Regions from separate parts of the Homo sapiens genome. Here regions 1, 3 and 4 are each linked to region 2. A link is a contact called in ENCODE Hi-C or POLR2A ChIA-PET data. All regions are on one chromosome and are shown on one strand. Each heading gives the region's core, a stretch centred on a gene start or an enhancer-like site at or near the end of the contact. The rest is flanking DNA. Distances are from core to core; before and after follow the strand shown.

What was found. Hi-C counts contacts between places; a loop is a spot of excess contacts on that map. ChIA-PET counts read pairs that join two places held with the same protein, here RNA polymerase II (POLR2A). Pooled maps may share reads with other maps.
Region 1: a pooled map shows a loop between it and region 2 (6-fold over the local background). The contact joins the enhancer-like site here to the promoter of TSHZ1 in region 2. A Hi-C loop is called at or near these places in 1 of 168 maps with a recorded cell type or tissue (CD8-positive, alpha-beta T cell), 5 of 37 single-sample maps with no recorded cell type and 9 of 50 pooled maps.
Region 3: a loop to region 2 is called in a pooled map, with 6 times the contacts of the local background. The contact joins the enhancer-like site here to the promoter of TSHZ1 in region 2. A Hi-C loop is called at or near these places in 1 of 37 single-sample maps with no recorded cell type and 3 of 50 pooled maps. POLR2A ChIA-PET finds 5 or more read pairs at or near these places in 1 of 52 experiments (HEK293T).
Region 4: a pooled map shows a loop between it and region 2 (4-fold over the local background). The contact joins the enhancer-like site here to the promoter of TSHZ1 in region 2. A Hi-C loop is called at or near these places in 3 of 50 pooled maps. POLR2A ChIA-PET finds 5 or more read pairs at or near these places in 2 of 52 experiments (AG04449 and MCF 10A).

Annotation. Positions count from the first base shown.
Region 1 is chr18:77,052,910-77,055,609 of GRCh38, forward strand. The region is part of intron 3 of MBP (myelin basic protein); the gene reads right to left. Among named protein-coding and RNA genes, the nearest start is that of MBP-AS1, 74 kb to the left of the region's middle. RefSeq lists enhancers at 190-690, 1,796-2,697, 2,091-2,140, 2,191-2,320. Within about 2 kb of position 1,447, at least 38 of the 41 ENCODE cell types and tissues checked have a DNase peak (open chromatin) inside an H3K27ac peak, as active enhancers do; they include CD8-positive, alpha-beta T cell, where a contact is called at or near this core.
Region 2 is chr18:75,209,421-75,212,120 of GRCh38, forward strand. It overlaps TSHZ1 (teashirt zinc finger homeobox 1), which reads left to right and starts at 1,377. Exons shown (of 2, transcript NM_001308210.2): 1 at 1,377-2,496. The coding sequence starts at 2,457. RefSeq lists enhancers at 1-154, 1,194-1,488 and silencers at 1-433, 2,371-2,690.
Region 3 is chr18:76,964,527-76,967,226 of GRCh38, forward strand. All of the region lies in intron 30 of ZNF236 (zinc finger protein 236), which reads left to right. Among named protein-coding and RNA genes, the nearest start is that of MBP-AS1, 15 kb to the right of the region's middle. RefSeq lists an enhancer at 1,979-2,647. Within about 2 kb of position 1,370, at least 4 of the 41 ENCODE cell types and tissues checked have a DNase peak (open chromatin) inside an H3K27ac peak, as active enhancers do.
Region 4 is chr18:76,564,570-76,567,269 of GRCh38, forward strand. No RefSeq gene overlaps it. Among named protein-coding and RNA genes, the nearest start is that of LINC00908, 37 kb to the left of the region's middle. Within about 2 kb of position 1,367, at least 28 of the 41 ENCODE cell types and tissues checked have a DNase peak (open chromatin) inside an H3K27ac peak, as active enhancers do.

The DNA of each region.
Region 1 (2,700 bases), core at 197-2,696, 1.8 Mb after region 2:
CCTTGCCGTCCTAACCTACTCCCTCCTGTGGAGCCACTGGCAAGGTTTTGGGGAACATGGGTGTGAGTCCACGCTAGACCTCAGCTGCCTGCCCTGGATCATTTGAAAAAGGGGAACTTTTAGTTTCCTGCTAAATAGAAGGCCCCAAAAGAAGCCAACCAATGCCGTGTCCCCGTGATAGGCCAGCGTGGCTGTCCCAGAAGCAGAGAGGGGAACAGCACAGGCTCGCATGTCTCCAGGGAGCTCAACACCAGATGGCTTAGTGATAGGAGCCCTGGCTGAGGGTGGCCGCATCTGCAGTGACATGGCTGCTTCCCACTTCCCTGCACCTGTCCTCATGGTGGCTGCTTCAGGGGAGGGGTGGGCAGGGGCCCCACTGCAGGTCCAGCCAAGGGGCACACAGAAGCTGGACATTTGCACACTCAGCTGGGTCGGGACTGAGCTCCGTCCTCAGCCCCTGCAGCCAAGACGCCAGTGTCAGCCGGTATGCTCCGCTACGGGGGCTGGCTGTGGTTTCAGAGTCTCACCCTAATTCCAAAGAACAAAAGCATCTCTCGAGTTCCAGGGACATTTTGTCAGTTGGAACAGCATTTCTATAGTGTGCACCCCACATGCTATGTGCACACATCACAAAGCACACACGGGTACTCTTACACACACACACTCTGATGCACGAGCTGCGGGCACTTCTGTGCATCACTTGCTGAGCTGTAGCATAGAGGCAGAATTCCTTACAGGGAAGAGTTCAGGCCTCAGGCACACTGTCTGCTGGCATTTTATGTGGAACACTGCCATGTGCAAATGAAGTCTTTGAGACAGGAGAGGAGAGAGCAGCAGGGACGAGGGGTGTCCCACCTGTCACTCAGTCATCCAGCAAATATTGATGAAGCTCGTCCCATGAGCCGGGCCTGCGTCTAGGTGCTGGGATATCTCAGCGAACAAAACAGACAGATGTCCCTGCCTTCATGGGGCTCACTTTCCATCCGGAGTCGGGGCTCGGACAATAAACAACATAATCAGGGACTGTGACAGAGGTGACTGTACTGCCCCACTCTGCATCCTTCTTCCTCTTGGCCCCCTCCTCGAGGTGGGGCCACATGATGCTTCTGGCCATCAGAACTTGAGTGGACGCGATGACTGCCCCTCGGCCTGGTCTGCAGGGTGCTTGGCCCTTGGGCTGTCCTCCCGGTCCCTCCCCGCCCTGCCCTCCGATGGCAGAGACTCTATGTGGAAGCCACAGGACTCTCCCAGGCACACTGGATGGAGAGCCGCCTGGCCCTCGCTGAGCTATGATGTGAGTGGACATCACCTTGAGCCTCAGAGATTTAGGAGTTCCTCTGGCAGGCCTGCAGAGCCCACCTGCGCTGACACAGCTGCACTTCTAAGTGGGAGATGTCAACGAGAAGGGACATGGAGCGAAGAGCTCACCCCCGGATATCTGGGCAAGAGACTTAAGGAGGAGGGCAGAGCTTGTGCTTCAGCCACACCCAGGAGGCTGCGGGAGGGAGGGGCCGCAGGAGATGTGGTTGGAGAGGCCCCTGGGGAACAGGTGGAGGGGATTTGAGCAGGGAGCGAGGTGCTCAGCAGCTAGCTGGCAGGGAGAACCAACAGGGATGGATCAGGATGGAGGCTGGGACCCACTTAATCACCCAGGTGGGCAGAGGAGGGCTTGGGCCTTGGTGATGGGAGAGGTGCTTGCTAAGTATCAGAGCTTCCCTGGGTCCTTGGCACAATCAGCCATCAGTGCTCTCAGCAAAGACATAGAAATAGTGCTCCTCATTTTGTACCTGGATAAGGGGAGAGCTCAAGTTCCAATCCCTGTTAGCGGCGGGTGACACAACCATGCACACATCTCAAATTCCAATTCCTGTTAGCGGCGGGTGACGTCACCATGCACACATCTCAAGTTCCAGTTCCTGTTAGCGGTGGGTAATGTCACCATGCACACATCCTGTTTTCTCCTGCTCTGCCACTGTGATCTCCAGATGATCAATTTCATATTATCAGGAAAATGACCTTTGGCACAGAAAGCCCAGAGGAGAAGGTGAGGGACTTGCATGCACGCACACATTTAAATGTCAACATTCTATGGAATTCAGTATCATAAAGGTATGCAAACCATGGGAAGTAATCATGAGTTTGCTCTGGGAGGCCCCGCAGTTAGAAGGGAACCTTCTGGGCACGCACATCGTGGATGGAGACAGAGGAACGGCAGCGCCGCCTGCTGCTGCTGGGCCCTGCGTGTCTGTACCACCTTCTGTGGTAGAGAAAACAGCAGGCGGCTTTGCTGCAAACTCCAGCACAGCCTCTGTGTGGGAGGAGCAGGGTCAGCAGAAACCCAGAGGCAGGAAGGAGCTGAGCTGAGCTGGTGCAAGAGTGTCCTGCCCTGGGAGGAAGTGGCTTTGTACCAACTGATAAAATGCCCAGAGTAGGGGGCACATAACTGTAAACTTCTAGAACCCACATCCTCAAAGCCCAACCCCTGACCCAGGAGGTGCATGGGTGGCTGTTCCCTCCCAGCCCAGTGCCACCTCTGCCATCCTCCCTGGCTGGGAAAGATGAACTGCGCTTAAAATGGGCTCAGTTTTCTTTTTCCTTTCTTTCCTTCCTTTCCTTCCATTCCTTCCCTTTCTTTCCCTTTCTTTTCATCCTTCCTTCCTTTTCTTTCTCTTTCTTTCTCTCTCTCTCTCTCTTTCTTTC
Region 2 (2,700 bases), core at 127-2,626:
TATCCCCACCCTCCCCGAGCTCTAAAAGCCGGATTTGACTCCTCTCGGGCAAGGGTGGCGGGGGGGACGGCGGGCAAGGGGGGACGGGGGACTCGCGCGTCCCGCGGTCGTCTGCGGCCCCGAGCCGGCGGCAGCCCCGGGCGTCCCCGGAGCTGCGCGGCGGCCGGCGCAGGCGCCTCCCCTTCCCGTGCGAAGCGTTCACTTCCTTGCAAGGTGGTACGAATCAACCCCGAGCGCGGCCCGGGCGGCGGGGCACGACCGGGGACCCCGGGCAGGGCGGGGAGCCCCTGCCGCCGCTGCCGCACGCGCACCCGTACCGACCGCGGGGCGGGGAAATGTCCAGTGCCTCCCGCTCCCCAGGCTGGTGGCTTCCTGTCCCCGGAACCCCTTGCGCGTGCTTTCTGTCCACGGTCTGTCCCATGCAAGTTGCAGGAACTAAGCCATTTTATTTATTTTGGCCTAGATTTCATGTTTTTCCATGAATGTTTTAAGTAGATCTACAAGACTGTTACAGGTTTCCCATTGGGAGAGAACACACATATAGAAAACCAGAAGGCCAAATTCCCAGAGCACAGACACATTTTAAAGTTCTACGTGGGGATGCCGAGGGACTTAACTGAATTGGAGACGTTGCACTGCTGTGTGAGGACCTCATTTTCGAACCCAGCTAGAAAGATCTGTCGTTCCATCGTGTCCGTTTTCTCCCTACTGGCGTGCATGGACCAAATGTCAATTCACTTTTTATAGAGGGGCCAAATTAAATATTTCCACACTTTTCTGTGATGAACTAAGTCCATCTTTACATTTTTATTTAAATTGTAAAATTTAATTTTAAAAATATCTTGCTTTTCAGTTACCCACGAATTACCAAAATATAAAAGCTACTCTGGGCTCCTCCCCAGCCAAATCTAACCCCCCAACCTGAGATTGCAAAAGCGACACAGATATTTTTCCCCCCAAATGTAGGACATGCTTCACCCAAGGGTAGTTTGGATGCACGTGGTTGCGTGTGTATGAATGTGCAAGTGTGTGTATGTGTATGTGTGTGTGTTGGGGGGGAACTAACAGGTTTAAAAATCTGCAGGAACTAATGTCTACTTAACTTAGAGCATATGGGTTTTACCCGGTATCAGCCAGTGGGTTACAATAACAACACTGAATGAATTCCTCCAATGTACAATCTTTTATGTTATGCTGTATTAAGATTTCTTTTTTTTGTCATATTGTTTAGCTCCGAAAAAAAGAAAACAAAGCAATTAAAAAGATTGACAGGTATGGTTTGTGAGAGACCTATTTGTAATTGTCAGGGTGACGTTGGCGAGAGGAGGAGGAGTAAAAACTGAAGCAGGAAAAGCAGCTCGATGTGTCTGTCTATCAGTTGAGACTGTCTGAAAGCTCTGCGATCCGAATGTGTGTTATATTTCACTGAAAAGAGGAGAGAGCGAGAGTGCATCTCCCTCTCTCCCAGGAGTTTGAGGGGGGGGGGGACAGTCCACGCTCATCTCGCCCACCCAGTGAATGTCTGCTCTTCACCCCCTTTGCACACACTCTCCGGGTTGTTGTTGCCTTTTTTTTTTCTTGGAGGGGGGGGTGCTTTTTGTGTATTTTTCAAATTTTTTTCTGTTGGAAGATCAAGACCGGCCAAAAATCCATGATCAAAATGTGTTTGCATTAGATTTCGCATTGGAAGAAGCGGCGATCCTGGCGGCCAAGCCCCCCGGGTGGAAGCGCGGGGCACCAAGTGGCGCTCCGGCGGGGTGACACTGTTTGATCTGTGACTGTTTGGAAGGTGGAGCAGCGCCTGACATCTCCCCCCGGCGCATGTATGTACGGGGGCTTCACTCCTCTGTCTTGTTTGCTTTCTTCCTCTTAGACTAAGTGCGGGGAGGAAAAGGACAGCCTGCATCGGCCTCGCTGGCGCACAATGAGAAAGCTGCGACCCGCGCACTAAAAACACTCGCCGCGACCCCCAAACAGCGAGGAGAGAGGGGGAGAGAAAGTTGCGCTCGGCGACTCTCGGCTCGCGGAAGAAGGCGCAGGGGAGCGCCCGGAGCGGCGCGCCGGGAGGAGCGCCCGCCCAGCAGCAGCGCGGCGGCGGGGAGGCGGCAGCATGGAGCGCGGGCCGCGGGCCGGCCCGCCGAGCGCCCGCTGCTGCGCCCGCGGCCCGCGCCGGGGATGACTCCGGGCTCGGCGCCCAGGCCCCGCGCGCTCCGCCCGCAGCCCGGCGCCGGGAAGCGGGCCGCGCGGCCGCCGCCGCCGCCTCCTGAGCGGCCCCGGGCGCGGCGGTCCATGCGAGCGGCTCCCCGCGGTCCGCGGCGCGCCCGGAGCCCGGAGCCCGCGGGGACGAGGCCAAAGTTGGGCGCGCCGCGGAGTTGCGCCCGCGCCCGGGGCCCCGCGTCCCCGCGCCCCGCGAACTCCGGCGGCGGCTGAGGCGACGGCTGCGGCGGCCGAGCAGCATGCCGAGGAGGAAGCAGCAGGCCCCCCGGCGCTCGGCAGGTAACGGGCGCGCGGCCCGCGCCGCGGGGAGTGGGCGCCGGGAGGAGCAGGAGGAGGGGGCTTCGCGGGCCGAGGTGCGGGACGTGGGCCGCGGGCCGCCCCAAGCTGGGGAGGGGAGGCCCAGCCTGCGCTGGCCACAGTCGTCTGGAGGCTGCGGTCGCCGTCCTCCCCCACACCCCCAACCTGGGCCGGCGCGTGGAGCAG
Region 3 (2,700 bases), core at 120-2,619, 1.8 Mb after region 2:
TATATTCTGCAGTTGTTGGATGGAATGTTAGGTATATATCTATTAAGTCCTTTTGTTCCAAGGTATAGTTTAAATCCATTTTTTCTTTTTTGACTTTCTGTCTTGATGACCTGTCTAGTGCTGTCAGTGGAGTATTGAAGTCTCCCACTATTATTATGTTGCTGTCTATCTCATTTTTTAGATCTATTAGTAATTGTTTTATAAATTTGGGAGCTCCAGTGTTAGGTGCATGTATGTTTAGGATTGTGGTATTTTCCTGTTGGACAACGCCTTTTATCATTATATAATGCCCCTCTGTCTTTTTTAGCTGCTGTTGCTGATGACAATGCGACTAAGCAATGATATTTTTGCAGTGAATTTCCCAGGTGTTCTTTGTGCTTCTTGTATTTGGATGTCTAGGTCTCTAGCAAGGCCAGGGAAGTTTTCCTCGATTATTCCCCCAGATATGTTTTCCAAACTTTTAGATTTCTCTTCTTCCTCAGGAATGCCGATTATTCTTAGGTTTGGTCGTTTAACATAATCCCCAGACTTCTTGGAGGCTTTGTTCATATTTTCTTATTCTTTTTTCTTTGCCTTTGTTAGATTGGGTTAATTCGAAGACCTTGTCTTCGAGCTCTGAATTTCTTTCTTGTACTTGTTCTATTCTATTGCTGAGACTTTTCAGAGCATTTTGCATTTCTATAAGTATGTCTATTGTTTCCTGAAGTTTTCCTTGTTTTTTATTTATGCTATCAATTTCATTGAATATTTCTCCCTTCACTTCTTATATCATTTTTTTGATTTCCTTACCTTTGGCTACACCTTTCTCTGGTACCTTCCTGATTAGCTTAATAACTAACTTCCTGAATTCTTTTTCAGGTAAATCAGGGACTTCTTCTGGGTTTGGATCCATTGCTGGTGAGCTTGTGTGATTTTTGGGAGCTGTTAAAGAGCCTTGTTTTGTCATATTACCAGAGTTGGTTTTTCTGGTTCCTTTTCATTTGAGTAGGCTCTGTCAGAGGGAAGGTCTAGGGCCGAAGGCTGTTGTTCAGATTCTTTGGTCCTACGGGGTTCTCTTGATATAGTACTCCCCGCCTTTTCCTATGGCTGTGGCTCCCTGAGAACAGAGCTATAGTGATTGTTACCTTTATTCTTGGTCTAGCCGCCCAGCAAGTCCACCTGGCTCCGGGCTGGTACTAGGGGTTGTCTGCACAGAGTCCTGTGATGTGAACCATTCATGGTCTCTCAGCCATGGGTACCGGTGCCTGTTCCGGTGGAGATGGCAGGGGGGTGAAATGGACTCTGTGAAGGTTCTTAGCTTTGGTGGTTTAATGCTCTATTTTTGTGCTGGTTGGCCTCCTGCCGGGAGGTGGTGCTTTCCAGAGAGCATCAGCTGTGGTAGTATAGGGAGGAACAGGTGGTGGGCGGGGCCCTAGACCTCCCAAGAGTATATGCCCTTTGTCTTCCGCTTCCAGGGTGGGTAGAGAAGGAGCATTGGGTGGGGGCTGGGCTAGGCGTGTCTGAGCTCAGACTCTCCTTGGGCGGGTCTTGCTGTGGCTGAGTATTTGGGGTGTCTCCTGGGTCCTGCAGGAGCAATCCACTTCCTTCAGAGAGTCTGTGGGTCCTCTCAGGTTTCCTGATTTATTCCCCTAGTTGTTTGGGAGCAAAAATTCACAATGTGAGCCTCCTCATGCTGCTCTGTCCCTTTGAGTCGGAGGTGCAGTCTAGTCCTGCCTCCCATCCGCCATGATCTCTGGAAGCCTGTGCTTTTGTTACTTTAATAGTTAGTGTTTGCAGTTGTTGAAGTTGGCTATGGACTGCCCCCCTTCACACACACACACACACACACACAGAGACACACACACAGAATTTGATTAGATTAAATTTATATTTTGGCAAGGGCACAGAAATTTATTGGAGTAAAATGGCAGCCCAGAACCTGAGCAAGCGCAGCATTTCTGAGCAGCTCGTTTCTCACTGGACAGAGCTTTCTGTAGGGGCCTTCAGCACCTGGCCAGTCAGAGGCCCAGAATAGCATCTCTGTCTGTCTTCACATCATGTCTGGAAGCCCCTTTTCCTGCAGCATGCAGTTCAGGTGCTGTCTCGGTGCTCAGGGGCACAGAGCAAACAGAATCTGCACCAACTGCTCCTGTCTGCATCCTGTTGACCTGGCACAGACAACACGTGGGCCTTGGTTTCTCTCTTGATTCGCTAACGTTCATGCCCTTCAGAGTATGGATATTGGGGTGTGATCCTACTGCTTGTCTGTCCCTTGTTCACCTTTGTTTCCTACACAGAATCTAGCAGTGGCATCCATCTCTGAGGAAGGAATGATAATAGATGGCCTAGACTAGGTTTCAGAGGGTGGCAGTAGCTATGCAAGGAACTAGAAATGTTAAAGTCTGAGTAGACCCCTTGGTGTGCTCCATGCATTTTGCGGGTGTGATTTGATTGTTCGAGGTGGTATGCTCTGTGAGATCTGTGGTTTGTTTGGTTGTTGGAGGTGATGTGATTCGTGAAATGTGTTATTTGGTTGTTGGAGGTGATGTGATTCGTGAGATGTGTTATTTGGTTGTTGGAGGTGATGTGATTCGTGAGATGTGTTATTTGGTTGTTGGAGGTGATGTGATTCGTGAGATGTGTTATTTGGTTGTTGGAGGTGATGTGATTCGTGAGATGTGTTATTTGGTTGTTGGAGGTGATGTGATTCGTGAGATGTGT
Region 4 (2,700 bases), core at 117-2,616, 1.4 Mb after region 2:
AAACAATAATGTCAATTCACTTCATGAATAATGTAAAAGCAATTTGCCATTTATATGGCGTTACTTAATGGTTCACAGACTATAGTGGTGGATGCAGTTGATGTTAAAGAGACTTGGGTCAGAATTCCATCTCAGCTGCTTCCTAGCTCTGTTACCTTGGGCATATCCCTTGGCCTCTTCACCTTCCATTTCTGCATCCGTAAAATGGACATATTCATACCGATTTGGCAAGATTCCTGCTGGGGGTTGGTGATCGAGATCATCTGTGTGCAACCTCCTAACAGGATCTCCAGGGCGTCTGGTCCTGTGCAGAGCTCACATCTCTGTGGGCTTCTTGTCTTGCCTCTCAAAGCTAGATGTTAGGTGTCAGGAGGTGTTGGCCTCCTGGGAGCTAGAATATTGCCTTCCAAATTTTCCAAAGCTTTTTAACATATTAGGAAGCCTAAGATATGTTAGCCAGAGTGATAGGTCAATTCACTAACCTTGAAGGCTTGAAAAAAAAATTGCTGATTCATTTTGTTTGCTGAGTACAGACTTTCAGTATTTTTGTGCTAAAGAAGATTTATTTAACATTTTATCATTTAATTAAAGAAAGCATGTTTATAATCAGTTTGTGCCTGTCCCAAATTGTCCCTTTGTCTTCCCAGACTTTGTCAGAAATTCCCTTTCTCGGAGCAAAAATGCTTTTGTGCAGGCAACATTTCTTAGATGTTTTTGTACTTAGAGTTTGACTTGAGGATATTTGTGGATGGGACTCAGATTTCAGAGTGTGGGAGGAGAAGAGGTCTGGCCAATGAGGAGGCGGCTTTGCTCGGGTCATTTGCATCTGGCCGCCCAGGTTCCAGCAGCTCCATCGCGTTGGTGAAATATATCCTTTAGGGGATGTCACGGCTTTGGTTAAGTTTTCCTTTTTACTCCTTAGCTGCTAGCGCAGTTTTAATGATAGCTGTTTCACATGTGCATGCGGCACTCATGTGGGCAGAGCTGTCAGAAGACTGTAAAGTCTCAACCATCCTGCGATTGCTTGCACCTGAGGAAGACGGAATGACGATGTTCTGCGCCATGGTATTCCTTTGCTCATTCATACACTGATTTATGGCTCGTTGTTTTCCTTTGGCTCAAGGTGACATCAGTACCTACAAAAAGGCAAATATACGTGAGAATGCTTTTATAGCAAAATCCTTGTTTGCAAAGGTAATGATGTTCTAAAACTGGAAAAAATGCAACTCAGGCAAAAGGAAGAAACCCTAGCGTGACTTTTTCTTCCTAGCTTTTGTGGGTAGTGAAGTTTTTCTCAACATGCTATCAGATTGGTTCCATTATTTAAAAGTATTTTTAACACAGGAAAAAGTTTCGTGTTTTGTATTTCGCAATGCGATTCGATCATCTTCCGCTGTTCCAGATGGTGGCTTGCACCGTGCAATCAGGCTGGATCTTACACAAGAATCCATTCCAAACCCTGAATAAGGGCCCAAGCCCAGAGAGGGACTTGTGTATCCATTGCCACAGGAGCATTACAGAAACATGCCCCCTAGGCTTGGACACCGTGGAATTCAGGGAGCAATTCTAGCTAGGAATAGTAGGGAGATAAAGATTTGTTGTTGTTGTTGTTGTTGTTGTTTGTTTTTTTGAGACAGAGTCTCACTCTGTCACCCAGGCTGGAGTGCAGTGGCGCGATCTCGGCTCACTGCAAGCTCCGCCTCCCGGGTTCAAGTGATTCTCCTGCCTCAGCCTCCCGAGTAGCTGGGACTACAGGCGTCCACCACCAGGCCCGGCTAATTTTTTGTATTTTTAGTAGAGACGGGGTTTCACCATGTTGGCCAGGATGGCCTCAATCTCTTGACCTTGTGATCCGCCCGCCTCGGCCTCCCAAAGTGCTGGGATGACAGGCGTGAGCCCCCGCGCCCTGCCATGACGGGACTTTCTGACGTGGCGCTGTGTCTGGGCTCGCCCTTTCCTCGGATCCCACCTCTCCGGAGGACGGGGAGAGTGCTGGGTAATCCTGGGAGTTCCTAAAAGCCAGCACAGAAGGCAGGGGTTTCTTTCTCTGGGGGACTTCGGAGGAGGTGGCCACTGGTCTGAGAAAGTCTAAGTGTAGGTTGGGACTTCGGTCAACTGGGACTTAACTATGCCACTCAAACTGGTGTGCATGCAATGCCACTTCTGCTGGGTCTGAAGAGGGAGGCCCTGCACCAAGGCCACGTTCATAAGACACAGGGTGGAGAAGAGAGATGGCATCCCATGGGGAGAGCTTGTCTCCCAAAGACTGGTCCATCTGTTGAAAGAGGCTGTCCTCTCCCCTTATTTCCTGAGGAGCTGCCCAGGAGGGCTCCCTGCTTCCCTCTGGCCTTCACATTGGCCACCGGGACCAGGAGGAGCCCTCCCTCTTCCCTTCCCCTACCTGTCTCTCTCTCTCTGTCTCTCTCTCTGTATCTCTTTGTCTCTGTTTCGCTCTGTCTCTCTCTCTATGCCTCTCTCTGTCTTCCTCTTTCTGCTTCTCGTTGTCTTTCTCTTTGTTTCTGTCTTTCTGTCTTTCTCCCTCTTTCTGTCTCTCTCCCCCATTCCCCCGTCTCTCTGTCTCTCTTTCTTTGTCTCTCTCTCCTTCTCTCTGTCTCTCTCTCACTGTCTCTGTCTCTGTCTCTTTCTGTCTCTGTCTCTCCCAATCTCTTTGTCTCTCTCCCTCTCTCTGTCTCTCTCCCC